3 separate regions of the Mus musculus genome follow, and all the other regions are linked to region 3. Evidence: chromatin loops called from intact Hi-C (ENCODE). Cell type or tissue: heart. All regions are shown on one strand. Each heading gives the region's core, and the rest is flanking DNA. Links, peaks and the distances in the headings are about the cores only. Region 1 overlaps Dock8 (dedicator of cytokinesis 8). Region 2 overlaps Kank1 (KN motif and ankyrin repeat domains 1). Region 3 has its middle 8.5 kb from the start of Gm26207.

What was found. Hi-C counts contacts between places; a loop is a spot of excess contacts. Peaks named below come from ENCODE experiments on the same cell type or tissue, not always from the same donor. Only the 100,000 strongest peaks of a DNase experiment are listed, where the experiment ranks them.
Region 1: a loop joins it to region 3, with 5 times the contacts of the local background. A loop is called at or near these places in 23 of 42 quality-filtered maps.
Region 2: it touches region 3 in a loop (5-fold over the local background); 29 of 42 quality-filtered maps call a loop at or near these places.

Annotation. Positions count from the first base shown.
Region 1 is chr19:25,130,103-25,135,102 of GRCm38, reverse strand. It overlaps Dock8 (dedicator of cytokinesis 8), which reads right to left. Exons shown (of 48, transcript NM_028785.3): 21 at 4,588-4,752; 22 at 2,867-3,039. Among named protein-coding and RNA genes, the nearest start is that of Gm34186, 23 kb to the left of the region's middle. In heart, for the core only: a CTCF peak has its summit at 2,611; no DNase peak of the experiment used is centred there.
Region 2 is chr19:25,338,683-25,345,007 of GRCm38, reverse strand. All of the region lies in intron 3 of Kank1 (KN motif and ankyrin repeat domains 1), which reads right to left. Among named protein-coding and RNA genes, the nearest start is that of Gm52392, 59 kb to the left of the region's middle. In heart, for the core only: a CTCF peak has its summit at 3,787 (motif pointing left); a DNase peak (open chromatin) is centred at 1,067; H3K4me3 peaks cover 537 bases; H3K27ac peaks cover 2,563 bases.
Region 3 is chr19:25,442,370-25,448,694 of GRCm38, reverse strand. No RefSeq gene overlaps it. Among named protein-coding and RNA genes, the nearest start is that of Gm26207, 8.5 kb to the left of the region's middle. In heart, for the core only: a CTCF peak has its summit at 3,449 (motif pointing right); a DNase peak (open chromatin) is centred at 3,434; H3K27ac peaks cover 904 bases.

The DNA of each region.
Region 1 (5,000 bases), core at 1-5,000, 310 kb after region 3:
TTGTATAAAGAAGGAAGTCAATAGGGGATAGGAAAGAGAACTCAATAGCAATGTAGAAATGATGAAAAATAATAAACTGAAGTTTGGGAATGAAGATCTCAATAAATCAGACAACAACAAAAATCTCAGTAGAAAGCCTTACCAATAGAATGGATACAAGAGCCAGAATTAAACTCACAAAGCTACAGCCACGTGAAGCTGGACAAAGATGCCAGAAATGTACGTTGGATACAAGTAGCCTCTTCAGTAAGCGGCCTGGGAAACCTGGGCATCACATACAGAGTAAGGAATAAGGAAATTGATCTTCATCTCTCATTGCTCACAGTGTATGAGCGTCAACTAAAAACGGGCGGAAGAGTTCAACGTAAGAAACTCCAAGACGGTTAGTGTAAGACAGAGAAAACACTTCAAAATGGCAGCAAATGCTCTGTGCAAAGAACCCCAAGAACTGGCGAATGGGATTGCGTGAAACGAAAAATCTTCTGCACAGCAAAGGAGGCAACGAGAGGCGGCCCACGGGAAACCTGTGGCAGACAGAGGGTTAATACCTAGAATATACTAAGGGCACTAAATATGGAAGAATGGAACTACTCAGGCAATAAAGAGAACAGATGGTTCTCAAAAGATGAAGAATAGTTGGCCAAGAAACACGTGAAACATATGTGGGATCTTTAGCCAGCAGGAAAAGGCAACTCCGATACTCTTGAAGTGGAGGCAGGTAGGTCAGGAGTTCAAGGCCAGCCTGAAACATACTGGATAAACACAACCTCTTTAGGTGGGGCTGGGAAAACTGAATATCATATATAGAGTAAGGACAGCAGATCCTCCCCCACCAGAAAAAAAAAAGAGGAAAATAAAAGCATTAATGAAACAGCCACTGATTATATCTCACCCTCACTGAGGAGAGCCATCGTTATAGGAAGGGTGTGGTTCATGAGTTCCTCTATGAGGAGCTATGGACAGCTGCTGGCTTTGGGGGCAAGAGTTAGTTTTCTTTCTGGGAGTGGCCTCGGGTAGGTCAACCACACTCCAGTGGATGACCCTGGGCCATGAGTGTGTGTATTATATATGTAATATATAATACATAATATTATCTATCTATCTATCTATCTATCTATCTATCTATCTATCTATCTAGGCTGCACAAATTTGACTCTGTGGGTTATTAAAGAAAACAACAACAACAACAACAACCACCAGAAAGTAAGGGCATGAAGTTTGGTGTGGGCAGAGAGATAGATCTTGGAAGAGTTGGTGTGAATATCATGAAAGGGCCTGCCTAAAATTCTCAAATAATTAATAAAGACGGAAAAGAGAATAGTTGTAATAAAGTGCTAGTGAAGGTGGACAGACTCCTTGTTGGGAACGTAAATTGTCCAATCCTTATAGAAATCAGTATGGTGGGTGCTCAGGCACTGCAAATAGCACTACCCTCTGACCCAGCCAACCATATGTGGCTAGGTACCTGAAAGGCTATCAGTCACACACTGGAGAGACATGTGCACATCCATATTATTGCATCACTATTCACAGTAGTCACGCTATGGAAAGATCTTAAGTGTCTATCAGCAAATAAAGAGGTAGAGAAGATATTTTATACACACAACGGAGTGTTATTCAGTCACAGAGAGCAAGGTTATGCTGTTTGCTAGGAAATGGGCATACTGGGAGACCATCATGTTAAGTGAAGCAAGCCAGACGTAGACAAATATTGCATGCGTTCTCTGGTTTGTGGTGCACACGTTGTATAGGGACACTTGAGTCCATTAAATGCATACAAAATGAAAGCAGAAGGGAAGGGGACCAGTGAAGGGCATTGAGGGGTGAGGGTAAACGTACTCGGTCTACTTGAAACTATAAAACCATCGCATGTACAATGAATATGGACAATTAAACAAACAGACAAGACACAAAATAACCACCCCACACTAATAGTTCCGTTCTGGAAAAGTACCATCAAAGCACCCGACAGAGGTAGAGAGCTGAAGTGATGCTCAAAAGCACTTGCCGTTCTTGCAGAGGACCCGGGTTTGGTTCTCAGCACTCACACAATGGCTCACAACCGACACCTTTGCTGGTATCTTCTGGCACACGGTATGCTCATAGTGTACATACATGCATACATGCAGAAATGCTTCTACATGCAAGTTAAATAAGTGTTTTATGAAAGTATTTGGCAAAGTCGATGGAGGGCAACTGAGTACCTAGCTAGGCATGGTGGCTCACAACTGTAAACTTAGCACTCGGGAGGCTGAGTCAGGAGAATATCCGTGAGTTCAAGGTTGGTCTGAGTTACCTACTAAATTCTAGGCTAATCTGGGTTACAGAGTGAGACACTATGTCAAGACACCTAAAAGAACCAGGCAGTGGTGGCACATGACTGTAATCCCAGCACACAGGAGGCAGAAGCTGGTGGATCTCTGAGTTGAAGGCCAAACCTGGTCTACAGAGCAAGTTCCAGGAGAGTCAGGTTTACACAAAGAAACCCCGTCTTAAAAGAACCCCAAGTTAAAACAACGCCAAAAAGATTCAGGTACCAACAGTTCCTTTAGTGTGCTAAGAAAGCAGGAAAAAAATATGAGAACAGTGCCCCACCGTGTTTTAATACGGTACTACACCAAAACATCAATGGTCAAAACTCTTTCTCAAATACTTCAAAATCTCTATAAAAAGAGTATGTTAGCATTCTAACCACCAAGGAAAGATGGATGTATGTGGTGCTAAACATCCTAAGTACCCTGACCTGATCAACATACAAAATACTTACATATCAAAATATCAAGCTGTACCTAGAAGTGCATACAGTAGACATCAGCTAAGAAGCAAAACAAGAGTACATGTGCCCCCTCCCCACCCCCATCCCTACCTTTGAAGACATGATGTTCTTAACTTCCTCATCGGCTGCACAGTGTGACCCAGTCAGGTCTGGGTTGCTGCTGCTCATCACACGGGCCTGCATCAGCTTTGAACTCACTGCAGCGGCAGATGTGCGTCCATATGTGTGGTATCGGGGGTCGGGGACTACGGTGGTGGGGCCACCTGTACCCCAGCAGCCAGAGACATGTCAACAGACAGGACAGAGTCAGTTACGGAGCTCAAGAAAGACTGACTAAGGGAGGAATGGTGGGGAAATGTGAACCTAAGATGGGGCCTTGAGTATTCTGCAGCTCGGAGGGGCAGGGTGTGAGGTGGAGGGTAGTGGGGAGGGCTGTGGGGGGACTGGAGGCATACACTTGGTACTAGTCTGTCACCAATTGCCAGAGTTTCTGAATTCTCAAGGAAAACGAGAAACACAAATATTTTTGTGTGCTCAATATTTGAATGACACAAGTCTTGTAAGTTTTGGAGGAAAGTTGTTCAGAATTGAGTCACCCAGAGTCATCTTTTGAGGACAGGCAGATGCAATATTTCAAAGGAAGTCCAACTCTGGTTTAAAAATTGGATTGGAACTACAGATTTATGTAAATTATGACTGCAGAGACTTAAAAGGTGCCAAATTTATTTGGATGTGGAATTTTTAAAAGTCTACTGATGGAGTTACAAAGTTTGGAGCTGAGACAATAGGATGGACCATCTAGAGACTGCCATATCCAGGGATCCATTCCATAATTAGCCTCCAAATGATGACACCATTGCATATACTAGCAAGCATTTGCTGAAAGGACCCTGATATAGCTGTCTCTTGTGAGACTAGGCCGGGGCCTAGCAAACACAGAAGTGGATGCTCACAGTCAGCTATTGGATGGATCACAGGGCCCCCAATGGAGGATCTAGAGAAAGTACCCAAGGAGCTAAAGGGATCTGCAACCCTATAGGTGGAACAACATTATGGACTAACCAGTACCCTGGAGCTCTTGTCTCTAGCTGCATATGTATCAAAAGATGGCCTAGTCGGCCATCACTGGAAAGAGAGGCCCATTGGACACGCAAACTTTATATGCCCCAGTACAGGGGAATGCCAGGGCCAAAAAGTGGGAATGGGTGGGTAGGGGAGTGCGGGGGGGTATGGGGGACTTTTGGGCTAGCATTGGAAATGTAATTGAGGAAAATACGTAATAAAAAAAAAGTCTACTGATGATATTTTTATATACCGGGCTACCCAGGCATTGTGGTTTATGGTCTACGTAAATAACTAAGAAGAATACCAAAATGGATTATTATTAACATAGTTCAGGGGAATGAAGACTATTTTATGTGATGAAAAGTTTAAGAACTTTCAATGGTGTCACTGATGTGGCATAGGTTGTGTTTTCCTTGCTGTTATTCTAGAATCTTACAGTTGACAGTTCGCCGTCTTTTAAAGCAGACCCTCAAGTGGATCACAAATTGGCAGTGGGGTAATCACTGAGAAGTTACCAACTAGGCAGACATAGTAAGTACAACATAAAAAAGAGGGAGGGAGGAAGGAAGAGAGGGCAAAGCATCTACAAACTTTTAATTTCAGCACGTATACAAGTTTTACTCTGAAAACCAAAACTGAGCCTTTAATCCAGTGGCAGTGGTCTGACGTGGTACCCTGCTGATACCTGCCCCTATCCCCATCTCCATCTCCATCCCCATCCCTACCCCTGCTCCAGGAAGCACTACCTGACTTGGATGTATCCCTGTGCAGTTCCGGCAGCCGGAACACGTAGTGCACGTAGGAGGCCAGAAGGCAGTTCCTCCCGTGCTGGTCCTTCCTCAGGTCCTTGCTGTTGTGCAGGCTATTGGCAATGGCCACCACAGACTCGAAGGCAAACTGGGAGAAGTTTGCTGAGGAGCCAAGAAGAGAAGAGAAACTGAGGTAGACGTTCTCAGGCTTGTAATAGCACGTCTCGATCACTGACCACCTTAGCCAGGCAAAAGAAACGCCCATGGAGGCAGGTGTGTTCTAGCCAGATCCAGTGTTCCAGATAATCTCACTACAGACATTCTCAAGTTCCCTCTGTGTAGCTCAAGCTGGCCCAGAACTCACTGCAATCCTCCTGCTTCAGCTAGAATTATAGGTACGGTAGCATAGC
Region 2 (6,325 bases), core at 808-5,807, 100 kb after region 3:
TCTCTGCTTGTGGTTCAAGACAGGAGCTCTCAGCTTCCAACTTGGACTGCCACACCTGCCTCATGTCACACCCCCTGCCCTCTGTATTGAGCCCATCTCTCAGGGACCATATACCCAAACCAACTTCTGTAAGTTGCTCAGACAACACTGGCTGTATTTTGTTTTGTGGTATTTTGTTTTGTCACAGCAATAAAAAAAGTAACTACTATACCAACCAAGGATGAGTCGGTCTTATGTGTCTTAAAATTATATTACATTCTCAACATTCTAATGTTTCAACATTTAAATATTAGGAATATGCTTTATCTAGAACCCTTAGTAATGACTGCAAAGCAGACAGAGAAGTCTGCCCAGGCATCCACAAACTGCAGGTAAAATGACTGGGATCGTCATGTGCTTTTATCCCTTTGAATGCTGGAAAGCTGCCAGGATCATCTGGGGCTCCCTTCATTCTAAAAGAGTCACAGATTCTGAACTGACGGCAGCTCTCGGTGTAAACATTTCAACTGTCTCAAAATGAAAAGCAATCTTTACTGAAAAATAACTTTGTCCTGATAAATATTTCGACTGGGAGGTAATAGACCTGGAATAGAGAACACGGTTCATTTCTTTTCTCAATGAATATAGCTTTACCCGGGATGCCATCTAAACCGTGCATGCTAGCTACTCTCAGTGATGTTGTGCTTTGTCCAAAGGAAGTGGAATCCCGTGGGCAGTACTGCAAGTACTTCATGTGTGCAGGGTGGGCTCCATCAGGAGTAGGTGGGCCACACTTACTTCTCTGACAACTGCCTGCATTCAGCCTGGTTCCCTCCCTAAGTGTGTTGACTGACAACAGCCAAGAGTTCATTTCATCCGCCACTCTGCCCACACACTCCCCTTCTATAAGATGCTCCGTTCTATAAATGTGTGTTTTCATCCTTATGAAAGCCGCATGTCTAAGGAAAGCCTGCTCCCGGGAGAGACATGAACGGGAGAGTGGACAGTTGAAGAATGTTTCCAATCGAGTCTGGGCACCCGCCAAGACCCGGAAGGCTGATCTGAGTCTGCGCCAACAGAGTGAAGGCGAAGGCGGCTGCACCTCCTGCCTTAACTTACGGTGGGAACAACAGAAGCTCTGCGAGTAGTTTTTCCTACCAGCCCATTTTTGCATGCCACCCCCCACCACCCATCTCCCATAGCCAGATGAGACAAGAACGGCTGGCTTCTTATCGCCACTGAGTAGCTGTTAAGGGTGGTGCTGGCTCTGCCTGCCAGGCTGGCTTCCAAAACAAACAGAGCTCAGCTTTAGGTCCCCCACTTCTTTGGACAGAAAGATAAGATAATTATTTCTCAGATAAACCCCTGTGAATAAGAACGGGCATTTTTGAGAAAATAAAGGAAATGAAAACCAGGACACTAGATGCTGGCCATGCCTCCCCACCTCTCTTAGCTTTTGGGTTCCATTTATCAAGTATTACCTGTAGAATATAAACTTGATAAGGGAATGGGAACAGTCCTTAAAGACGGCTTATATACTGTAAACTCTTCACTATGAAGTGTTAGGAGGGCCACGTGCCAATCCCAGGAGGAAGGCTGAAGGCCAAGCATGGAGCCCACCTTGGTCATTTGCTTCTTGCCAGAACTAGAGGCAAATCGACGTAAATCAAAAATGCCCTGCAACAGACCGGGCCTCTCCAGCAGCAGAACTGAGGCTCAGCAGGGACAAGGCAGACACTGCTGCTGCCTTTTCAAAGGCACTAAACTTGCGGTACGTGTGGCATAATTACTATATCGATTAATATTAGGTGTTTCCAACATGGGGAACTGATAAACTGGGGTGGAGAGATGGATGGATGGATGGATGGATGGATGGATGGATGGATGAATGGATGGATGGGTAGGTAGGTTAAGTAAATGGGTGGATAGGAATAAACCCCTCAGATAAACTCCTGTAATAAGAGCGGGCATTTTTGAGAAAATAAAGGAAATGAAAACCAGAACACTAGATGCTGGCCATGCCTCCCCACCTCTCTTAGCTTTTGGGTTTCATTTATCAAGTGTTACCTGTAGAATATAAACTTGATAAGGGAATGGGCACAGTCCTTAAAGATGGCTTATATACCGTAAAGTTCCCATGGTGACATTTGGTATTAAGAAAATATAAATAAAGAGTATTCCTTTATAAAACATGAAGCTAAATCACACTTAGATGAAATGCCAGCTATGAGAAGTGACAAAGGGTTTGTAAACTAACATAAAGATCTGAGTTACACAGCCTGATAGTAACTTAACAGTTAAATGCCTACTTTAACAACCAGCACAGGATCCACCAAGGTTAATTCAAGTTGCTCCAGAAATGACTTAACATTAACTACATCCAAAGAAACCACTGGCTCGTTACCAAAGGCTTCCCTGAGTCCCTGTGGGTTACCTGACAATGAGAGCACTCTGGGGATTAGATGAAAATGAAAAGTCTAGGAGTGAAAACCCACAGCCGGTCATGTTGGCTCCTGCCCATAATCCCAACACTCAGGAGGTGGATGCAAGAGACCTTGAGGGGTCCAGCCTTGGCTACATACTGAGACTGAGCCAATCTGAGCTGCAGGAGAGAGACCCTGGCTCAAAGCAGGGGAGAAAAGGTATTGTTAATCCGAACAAGTTCTAAATTTACTTAGACCTGAGAAGGTCCTCCTTATTGCCCAATATATGGTTGCGTTAAACAACATTTCTTTCAGCGTCAGTCAGGGTGTGGTGCTGTGCTGTTGCTGGGTGAGGAGGCAACTCTGGAATCAGGCTTACAAAGGAGCTCCTGCTGGCCTCCAATGTGAGCCTCTCTGTGGGCTGTTCGGCCTGACCAGGCTTGTCTGAGGCATCCACTCACACGGCAGTCTGGCTCCCCTTCCAATCTTGGGCATATTGGCTCCTGTCTATAATCCCAACTCTTGGGAGGTGGATGCCAGAAGCTTAGGGGTTCAAGTCTAGCCTTGGCTACATACTGCTATCCAAAGAAGAGCAGTGGGCCAATTTTTCCTAGACCCGGAGGCAGAGTTCCCTATTTTCTCTTCCCTTCCTTGTGTGTGTTTAGTCAGTCACGCGCCAGATGGTGTCTTCTCTGCCACTGTTTTCTGTCTTTAGACATCAAAGGGAGTAGGTAAAATATGTTCCCGGTGTCATAGGCCTAATGTAGTGTGCTGACCTAACCTGTATTCAGAGGCTTGCATTAAAACTGCCCCAATGCAGATCAGCCAGAGAAGTAAAGAGACTAACAGCCAAATCAACCAACTGCTTACTGAGAGCCTCTTAAATATTCTTCCTCTAGCAACAACTTCTGCCTGAGAAATAGTCACACAAGCCCAAGGATAGAAAACGATCAAACCTACGGAGCCATCTCTCCAGCCCTGAATATCCGTTTCTATAAAGCAATTTTCACATCTTATTGATTAACTATAATAACATTGGCATTATTCTAATTGACTGTCAATCACTCCTGCCCTGGTCTAAAAGTTCAAAGAGAAAGCAGCAAGGGACATGGCTGGGAACATGGTAGCCTTCGCCCTGAGCTGGTGGAACACACTACAGTGAGTAGCTTCTTGTAAAGCCATGTCTAAACCTCCGTGCCATCCAGAGGTGCCCGCAGCTGCCCCAGCAGCAACTCTTCCCACCCAGGAGGAAACAAAGGAGGAAGGAGGAAGCGCAAGAGGACTCTTTCAAGCATGAGGTTTTAAGTGGCTTTCCTGCCTTTAAAAAAAAAAAAAAATCAGTCACAATGCAATCGAATTCCTCAAAAGGCTGCTAATACTGCCACCTAGTGAACAGTGGGAGAGGCAATAGACAGACCCAGGACCCAAAGAATATCTCTAAAGCAACTCCCAGAGGCTAAGCCCCCCTCCCCCATCTCAATCTCCTTTGAGGCATTACATGCAGAACACTGAGGAGAGGGAACAGTAGAAAGCCGTCGAAATGTGGATTGCTCCGTGCAAGAATTAGCCAAACTTCAGACATGAGCACAGTGGGGTGCACAAATTCCATTTTCCCATAAAGCACTGGACATCTCTGTCCATCTCCAGCAGGGACTGCCACCAGCTGTCCTCAGAGTGTCCTGCTGTAGCATGGCCCTCTCGTGTGGTAACTTTCTGTGGTTTTCTTGAGTTGGTGCCCATTGAACCTCAAGGGCCCTGTTAACTGAGTATCAGGTCCCACTTCCTCCTTTCCCTTGAACAGCAAGCAGAGCAGATGTCCATTTCAGCATGCCCCCAACTCCTCACACGATGCACACTGTCCTGCCTTCTCACTTCCTCTTCCTGTGGTCCCAGCATCTTCCTCCACTGATTCCATGGTTTATTTTATATGTTCTTCTAAGCTACCATGAAATTTTCCCTAATCAAAATTGATGTGTACAAGTGAAAGCCATCAGGAAATGCTTGTGTGTATACTGTGTTCCCAATGGGGTCCTGATGGTACAAACACACACATCGGACAATGGGAATCCTGACCTCTGGCGTCTCTTCCAACTCATACACTCTCCATTGGAGGTCTGCTGACATACAAGCCAGACCTGTGACCAGTGTCCTCATCAAAGCAATGACCTAGCTTCTACTCACTCCAGAATGGCTTCCTAGCATGTCTGCCTTCAATTCCTGCAGCCTGTTCAGTGGCCAGGGCCGTCTTCACTTATCACTCTACAGATGCAGTCTTAATCAACACTTGTCCATTCCTCGACAGGTACCCACATGTTCCCAAGTACCAAGTGCTGATAGAAAAGGTTTCTGTTTTACTATAAAGCCTTATCTAAAGGCACAGAGTAAAAGATTACAGAAGCAGGCATGAAGAAGACGACAACATTGAAACCCCTGATTCAAAACACACAGGCTGGCATAGGCTGGCTTTTCACCATATCTTTGTGTACACCCACTGAGCTGCCTACAATCTGTGTTTAGGTAATGACTGACACCTGAGAGGGGTCCACCACCTAAGTCCTTAGCACTAGTAATGAGATATTAGAAACTATAGAGGTCTCAAAAATGACCTTCTTAGTCCTACACTTGGTTCTGTTTGTTTTCTTCAGAACCATCTGAAGTATAAAATAGCTGAAGGGTTCCTGTCAGCAAAGGATGGGATGGGAGATGTGGGTGGGTCGAGAAGGCAGGTATTCAGGGTAGCAGGTGTGTTCCTTACGCAATGGAAGCTGCTTTTTATTTCAGAACATTGTGTTTTATAGGCTTAGGCATACAAGCACTGAAGGGTCACATGATCCTGGAGCTGACTAGAACGGAAACATTCCTAGGAAGATGAATGATCAAAAACCCTGGGAAAATGGGAACAGTGCCATTCGAAGGCCAGGGCATCAGCCTCCAAGCTTCTGATGTCGTCCTATACAAGAGAGGATGCTGTATCCAAAAGGGACAGAAAACCTACCTTGTCTGGAATTGGCTTCCATGCAGGGAACCCAAATCTAGATATTCAAGTGTTTGGTGAGGACACATCAGAAAGTGTGATTGACAGAGGGTCTTGTGATTTTTATTCCAATGTAACTAGCAGTTGAGGCCTCTGCCTCTTCCCACCTATGCTCTGGATGGAATCCAGAGTCTAGAGGGAAACAGAGTCCAGACAGACATGCAATTTTAGAAATTGGGAACTAAGGCTCAGAGTGAGTGAAGAACTTGGCCCAGAGAGCTGGGCTTGGTACGGTGTTGGTGTCTGCAACTTAGTGAAATTCCTTGGTCTGCTGTTCTTAGTAGAAAGCTATGGTCTAGGCCAGTGCTAGCCAACAGAACTTTGGGGGTTAATAGCATGACCTCTTTAATGAAGACCCAAACCCCAATGTCCAGGTCTGGCCACCTTCTCTTGGAACATGGAGACAAGGACAAGCTGACACTCAGAGTGACTTTTACCTATTGTCAGTCAGGCCTGAGGAGTAGAGGAAGTGAGCCCTGGACAGAGTTTGAAACAATCCAACAAGACAATGAATTGTGAGATCGCCATCGCTACCTTCCTCGGGATCCTATAGACAGACATCAGCTCTGTCAACAGCAGCGCTACATACCAGCCTCTTGCTTGTGGCGGTCCCCAGATAGACAGCAAGACCATGAAAATTGATTTCTACCTGTGGCTCTCAATCGACCATGAAGACAAATCTCAAAGACAGCCAGTTCACAGACATGAAGTCAGACCAACTGTCTCAACCCACCCTCCCTGTATTGCAGGGCGAGCCAGCCATCCCTCCAGGGCCCCCAAAATACCGCTCTTTACTGATCCGTAAGCTGGGGCTGCTGATTCCAGCCACAGCTCACAGAGCAAGGACCCCACACAGGAGGCTGCCCTTCAACATCCAGCTGTGACATTA
Region 3 (6,325 bases), core at 538-5,537:
GTAGCCTGCAAGGACTGCTGCCTTCCTGTGGGAATGGATTCCTTCTGGTCCTAACTTGCACAAGGTTAGAGCGTCAGGCTTCAGGGTCTCAGGATACACAACTGTGAAGAACTCTGTTCAAGAGCAATGTGGTAGTTAGCTTAGTGCATCCGCTGGGGTAAGAATGCCCTTCTAGCTGATGAAATATCTCTAGGTGTGTCTATGAGGGAGTTTCTATAGGAAACTGAGAGAAAAAGGCAAATGCCATCCAGTAGAACAAAGACTTGGAAGGGCAAGCTCACCTGCCTCCGCTAGGGTCTCCATCCTCTCCCGTGGTCTGACAGTGGCTCCCTGGGCCACAGGCTTTGGGTTTGGACTAGAACCACACCACTGGCTTTTCTGGATCTCTAACCCAAATAAAGATGGCGATTGTAGGGTTTGTTGGCTTTAAGGACCTCACAGGTCAATCCCTCACCCATCACTTTCTTTGGGTCTGTGTGTTTTATTGGTCTGTTTCTCAGGTGGGCCATGACTGAATTGTAAGGATCTCACGGGGCTGTGTGCACAACTGAACATGGGAGGGGCGTCACTGAGTACCAGAGAATGGGCCAGGACCAGTAGGTGCCAGCCAGTCTGTGGAAGGAAAAACAGTGTTCTGGAGCTGTCTGCTGCCAATTACCGCTCTCTCTCTCTCTCTCTCTCTCTCTGTCTGTCTGTCTGTCTGCCTGCCTGCCTGCCTGCCTGCCTGCCTGTCTCTCCCTCCCACCCTCCCTTTTTCTTTCTTTCTTTCTTTCTTTCTTTCTTTCTTTCTTTCTTTCTTTCTTTCTTCCTTCCTTCCTTCCTTCCTTCCTTCCTTCCTTCCTGTCTGTCTGTCTGTCTTTCCTTTTTTCTTTTGTGTGTGTGTGTGCTCTCTCTATGTAGCCTGGCTGATCTGGAACTCACTATGTAGACCAGGCTATCTTTCAACTTCTGGTGATTTTCCTGCCCCTGCCTCCCATGTGCAGGGACTTCAGATGAGTGACATCACTGCCAGCTAACCCTGATTTCTGAAGCACAATACTTCTGAGGCAGAAGACCTTGGGTGACCCTTGCAGGCAAGGAACGTTAAAGAGAAAATTTTAGAGCAAATAGGCACGTGAGTTACCCAGGCATTTGAGCCCTGCCTGGGGACAGAAGCAGCAAGCAAGCTGGGAACTTGGGAAGGGCACCTTGAGGGACTTATCAGAGCTGCAGCCCGAGGTACAGAGGCAGGTAAATACGCTCTGTTTACCTGATCAACTGATGTCCTTAGATTTGGTCCCTAAAATTATGACCTAGAGAACTGGACAGCCACACGGCAAGGACACAGAGTCCCTGAGAACACGGACTTTCTAATGATATCTTTGTCCCCAGAGCTGGGAAATTAACTGTCCTGTTTGTTCTCCTGGAGACAGCAAGCTCCCTGCTCCCCACCCCCTCAGTTTCTCACTCCTTACGGTGGGGGTGATGGACAATAGGCTTAAAGAAAGCAGCTACGGGTTCTTTGGCTTTCATTCTAGAAGTTTCTGCCTCCATAGTCAAGACGTCTCATGACCTAACTATAACTAGGGCAGACTTCTTGAAACTAATGTCCGACCGACTTCTGGGCTTTGCACATTGCTGTCCTGGCTCTAGCTTATAGTGACTGCAGTAGACTAGAGGTGAATGAAACCTTGGGTAGTTGTTCTGTGAGAGCCAAGGCATCCCCAGAATCAGACCTGATGTCTCTAATTAAGTAGTAGGATCTAGAATCTTTCAGGGCAGTCACATGAGGCTAGAGGATTTCACTGTCCAGTAGTCATTTGGGCTTTACAGTCAGAGTGGGCTACTTCCTAAGCCCATGTGGTCACAGGACCGAGTTGATTGTATGAGTCAGGTATAGCTCAGCTTGCTGTCTTTTCCTGGCCCTGGGGTGAAGGAAGACACAGGGCACCAGAGCTGCCTGGAATCTTACACAAAGGGGGCAATGATGGTGCACAGCTGCCTCCTAGGTTTACGGTGAGGAGAAAGAGAGCTGGTGTGTATAACATGTTCATAGGCAGAGTATTGTATATCTGAATATTATTTAGGAACTTTTGTCGTTTCTATCACCGAAATGAGCAGAATATGAAATAAATGGTGTCAAGGCAAGATCACTCAGTAGCTTCTCATGGGGACAGAAGGAGGCAGGCCAAGGATTAATTATGTCTCTAATTAATTAGAATCTAGAATGTATCAGAGCAGTCATATGAGGGCACATATCATGTGTGTGTGTGCAGGGTGATGACAACGTGCTGGAAATAGAGATAATGGTGACAGGACACTGGGATGTGCATAATGTCACAGAATTAACATTATGGATGGTTAAAATGGCAAGCTTTGCATTAGGTATATGTTACCACTGTAAAAACAAAACAAAAAAAAAAGCAACCAGGGATAGGGATATAGCTCATTGGTGGGTCATTTGCCCCGCAGCAGTGACAGTCTGGGTTCAGTCCCTAGGACTTTAGCCACGGAGGAAAAAGCAAGTCCTGAAAACAGAGAGGAACAAGGCTGCAACTATGAGTTTCCAGAGGAAGCCACAAGGCAGTGACCCCACCTCCCACCCCCATCCTACCCAGCTCTGGCCTGCCGGGAGGGAAGCAGAAGCTGTTCCTCCACCAGCCTCATGCCCATCATTTCCTTCCTGACACAGCTCAGGGCAAACTCCCCAGCCCTGTGTCCTGTTCCCACAGCACTTCTGCCCGTCCTTGCAAACGCTAGCTGCTTTTGGCCCAGGCACCGTCGACGCTGCAACTCAGTCTTTCTTTTCTTTTTCTGTGTGACTGGTTGGTGGTCTCCTTAGTCCCCTCCGTGGCCAGGGATTGGCCCTCCTCCTGCTTTGGCATTTCTCCCCACCCACAAACCTGTGTTCTCTATCTGGTTTCGCAAATATTCCTTTCTTCTTCTTCTTCTTCTTCTTCTTCTTCTTCTTCTTCTTCTTCTTCTTCTTCTTCTTCTTCTTCTTCTTCTTCTTCTTCTTCTTCTTCTTCTTCTTCTTCTTCTTCTTCTTCTTCTTCTTCTTCTTTCTTCTTCTTCTTCTTTCTTCTTCTTCTTCTTCTTTCTTCTTCTTCTTTCTTCTTCTTCTTCCTCTTCTTCTTTTCGAGACAGGGTTTCTCTGTATATCCCTGGCTGTCCTGGAACTCACTTTGTAGACCAGGTTGGCCTCGAACTCAGAAATCCGTCTGCCTCCGCCTCCCGAGGGATCAAAGGCGTGCGCCACCACGCCCGGCCATTTTAAACTTCTATTCTGCTCACCATGACGACTGGATTTTACTTCGTTACCCACAATCCATACACAGGTAAATCTTTATGAAGTGATGCTATTACTCTGTGCAGTACAACCTAAGATTGCAAATGTGTACTGCTTTTATAAAGTCTACATCCTGCTTGAAAAACTCCTTAGAATGGCTAGAGTGTGAGTGTGTTCATAACTGGCCACTAGGGGGAGCCAATGGGTCAGGACTCGTCGAGGAACAAATTGGTCTGGTTTGGAAGTATGATTTTTTCGGAGACTGAGTGGAACCTGAGGACACATAGTTTTTCAAGTCTCCTTGTAGAGGGACCATGGTGTTGACTCGGTTTATCTATTGAACAAAGTCTACTTAGTTGATTTAACTGGGTAAACATTTTCTTGGCTTAATGTCTCCTGGGGGTTGTTTTAATTCAGTGTCTTATTTTATGGTAGTTGTTGATTCAATAGTTGCCTTTCTTTTTCTCAAATAAGGATGAAATCTGTGTCCCCTCCTCTCTATTTCCTTATTTCTTATCAAATTATTTTTCAGAAATGTGGCCTGCTACCTTGACACTTACCTTGAGCCTCATGCAGACTCCCCTCGATGGATAGGTTCCATACTATGCTCTGTTCCAGGCACCCTCCTATTAGCCCATCAAAGGAGGCTGCCTCTGCTTCTTGCTGTTTTGATTCTTTTGTGGGGAGAGGTGTTTTTTTTTTTCTTTTTTCTTTTTTTAAGATTTATTTATTTATATTTAAATACACTGTAGCTGTCTTCACACACCCCAGAAGAGGGCATCAGATCTCATTACAGATGGTTGTGAGCCACCATGTGGTCGCTGGGAATTGAACTCAGGACCTTCGGAAGAGCAGTCAGTGCTCTTAACCACTGAGTCATCTCTCCAGCCCTGGGAGAGGTGTTTCTTATTTTTTAAATTATTAAAAAAAATTTTTTTGAGCTTATAATGGCGTTATTTCCCTTTCTCTTTCAACTCCAGCAAACATTCTCATCATGTATGCCCCCTACGCTCTTTCCGATTCATAGCCTCTTTTCTTTCATTATTGTTGATGGTGTGTGTGTGTGCTCTTAAATACAAACACAGCCTGTTTCATCTGTATAATGTTATTTGTCTATATGTGTTTCCAGGGCTGAACATTTGGTATTGGACACGAATTGATGTGGTTTTCCCTGGGGAAGAAGAACATTCTTTAGTTGCCTGGAGCTCTTTGTCTAGGGCTGGGGCCTCCCTGGCTTTCCCTCTTCCACGTTAGCATCTCTTTTGGTGCAGCCCTGTTCAGGTCACGTTTAGGCCACCATGTTGGTGAGACATCACGTGCGTAGCTCCTCTGACATCTCCAGCAGACATAATCTCACAGCAAACTTCTTGAACTTCTGGTGTTTGTGCAATCTTTCTGTACCCTCTTCTGTATTGATCCCTGAACCTCAGATACAGGTATCATGTTGTAGATCTATTAGTTGGGAATGGGCTTCATTCTTCATTCTGCATTTCAATAGTTGTGGTCTTCTGTAATAGTCTTAGTCATAAGGAGAAGTTTCCTTGATGAAGGGTAAAGAACTACACTTTCCTGTGGGTATAATGAGAAAATTTAAAATGTAGTTACAGGCTGTGCTGGTTTAATAGAGTGATGGTTTAGGTTCTCCTCCAAAATCCATGATTTCAGTAGCACAGCTCCCCCACTCCCCACTACCCCCCAACCTCCGCCCCAATAGTTGGCTAGGTTTCCAGTACGAGGCATGATTTCCTTCTTGTTGAACAGGCCTAACACCTAATTAGAGAGCTGTTGGTTAATGGCAAGTGCGCCACTACTGTACTGTGGGGGCTTTTGTGCCACACTGTTTACAGTCATCAGAGCCGGCTAGGACTACCGATTCCTTCCTTCCTTTGAAAGCTTGGAAGTTGCTTCTGGCCATGAAAAGCTCGTCCCTAGAAAGGAGGCTTGCAGATCAGATCTAGCGTGAATCCTATGGGTCCTGTATCCTGGTGTCTTCAGCAGTAGGGACTTTCTGTACTTCCCCTCTGAAGGGCAACCAAAGACACCAGAAATAATGTTTTCGGAGTCTCTTAGATAACCCAGACCAACAAACTCAAAGGAAGGCTTCTCATGCCTGGTGTTGGGATTTTTGTTAAGTAGGCTATAGCACTTGGGAGGAGTACTGTCAGCCCTAGACGGATGCATTTCACTTGAACGACGTATGTATATTGATCTACAGACTTGCATCTATTACAGGCATTCTTAGGTAGATAGTCATTTTGATTTTTGAGAAAAGGATGTTCCTAGACGAGACCCCTTATAACCAGGCACAGGGGATGAGAAGTCCATTTGGATGCAGACAAGAAAACCTCATGATCACTTATGCCAGCTACACTGAGGACAACGACCCCACGTGCCTACAGAGCTGCCTGCTCTTGACTTGCTCCCTGAAGCAGATAGGAGTTATCTCTGCTGGCCCAGGACCACCTCATTGTCTGTCTTCAGAAACAGACCAAGGCCATGAGGTTCTTCAACCTCTGTCTATGAGCACAAAGGGGTCAGATCGTGCAGCAACTGTCTACATCATCTTTACTACTTCCGAAGTTGATAGCAGCAGAATTCTTATTCTGTTACCTCTACCTGTGTCTATAAGGCTATTTCTCAAGCTTGACAAACGATACTGTGTGTGTTCCCCCTTTGCAGTGAGGCAAGAAGTAGACATCTCCGCATTTTGAAGACATCCAGCATATAGTGTTTACCAGAGCAAGCCAGACAGTTAAAAGAGCCTTAAGCAAAGGGAATTCTTTTGACTTTGTTAGTAAGTGGCAAATTCCTTTAACTTTGTTATTAAATCTTCTATGCCAGCTTCTTTTTTGACCCCCACTGCAACAGTCAGGCATACTGGCATGGCCCCAAACCTTTCAAGACAGGTTAGGCTGCTGTTGGCTATTACAGGATAAGGGGGATGCCTGTCTGTCTCCTCCTAGAGACGGAGCCAGCCTTACTAATTAGGAGCACCTCAAGGAAGTTTCATGGGCAAGAATGCAGAACCCATTTTGGACCTTTTCCCTATTATAGGCC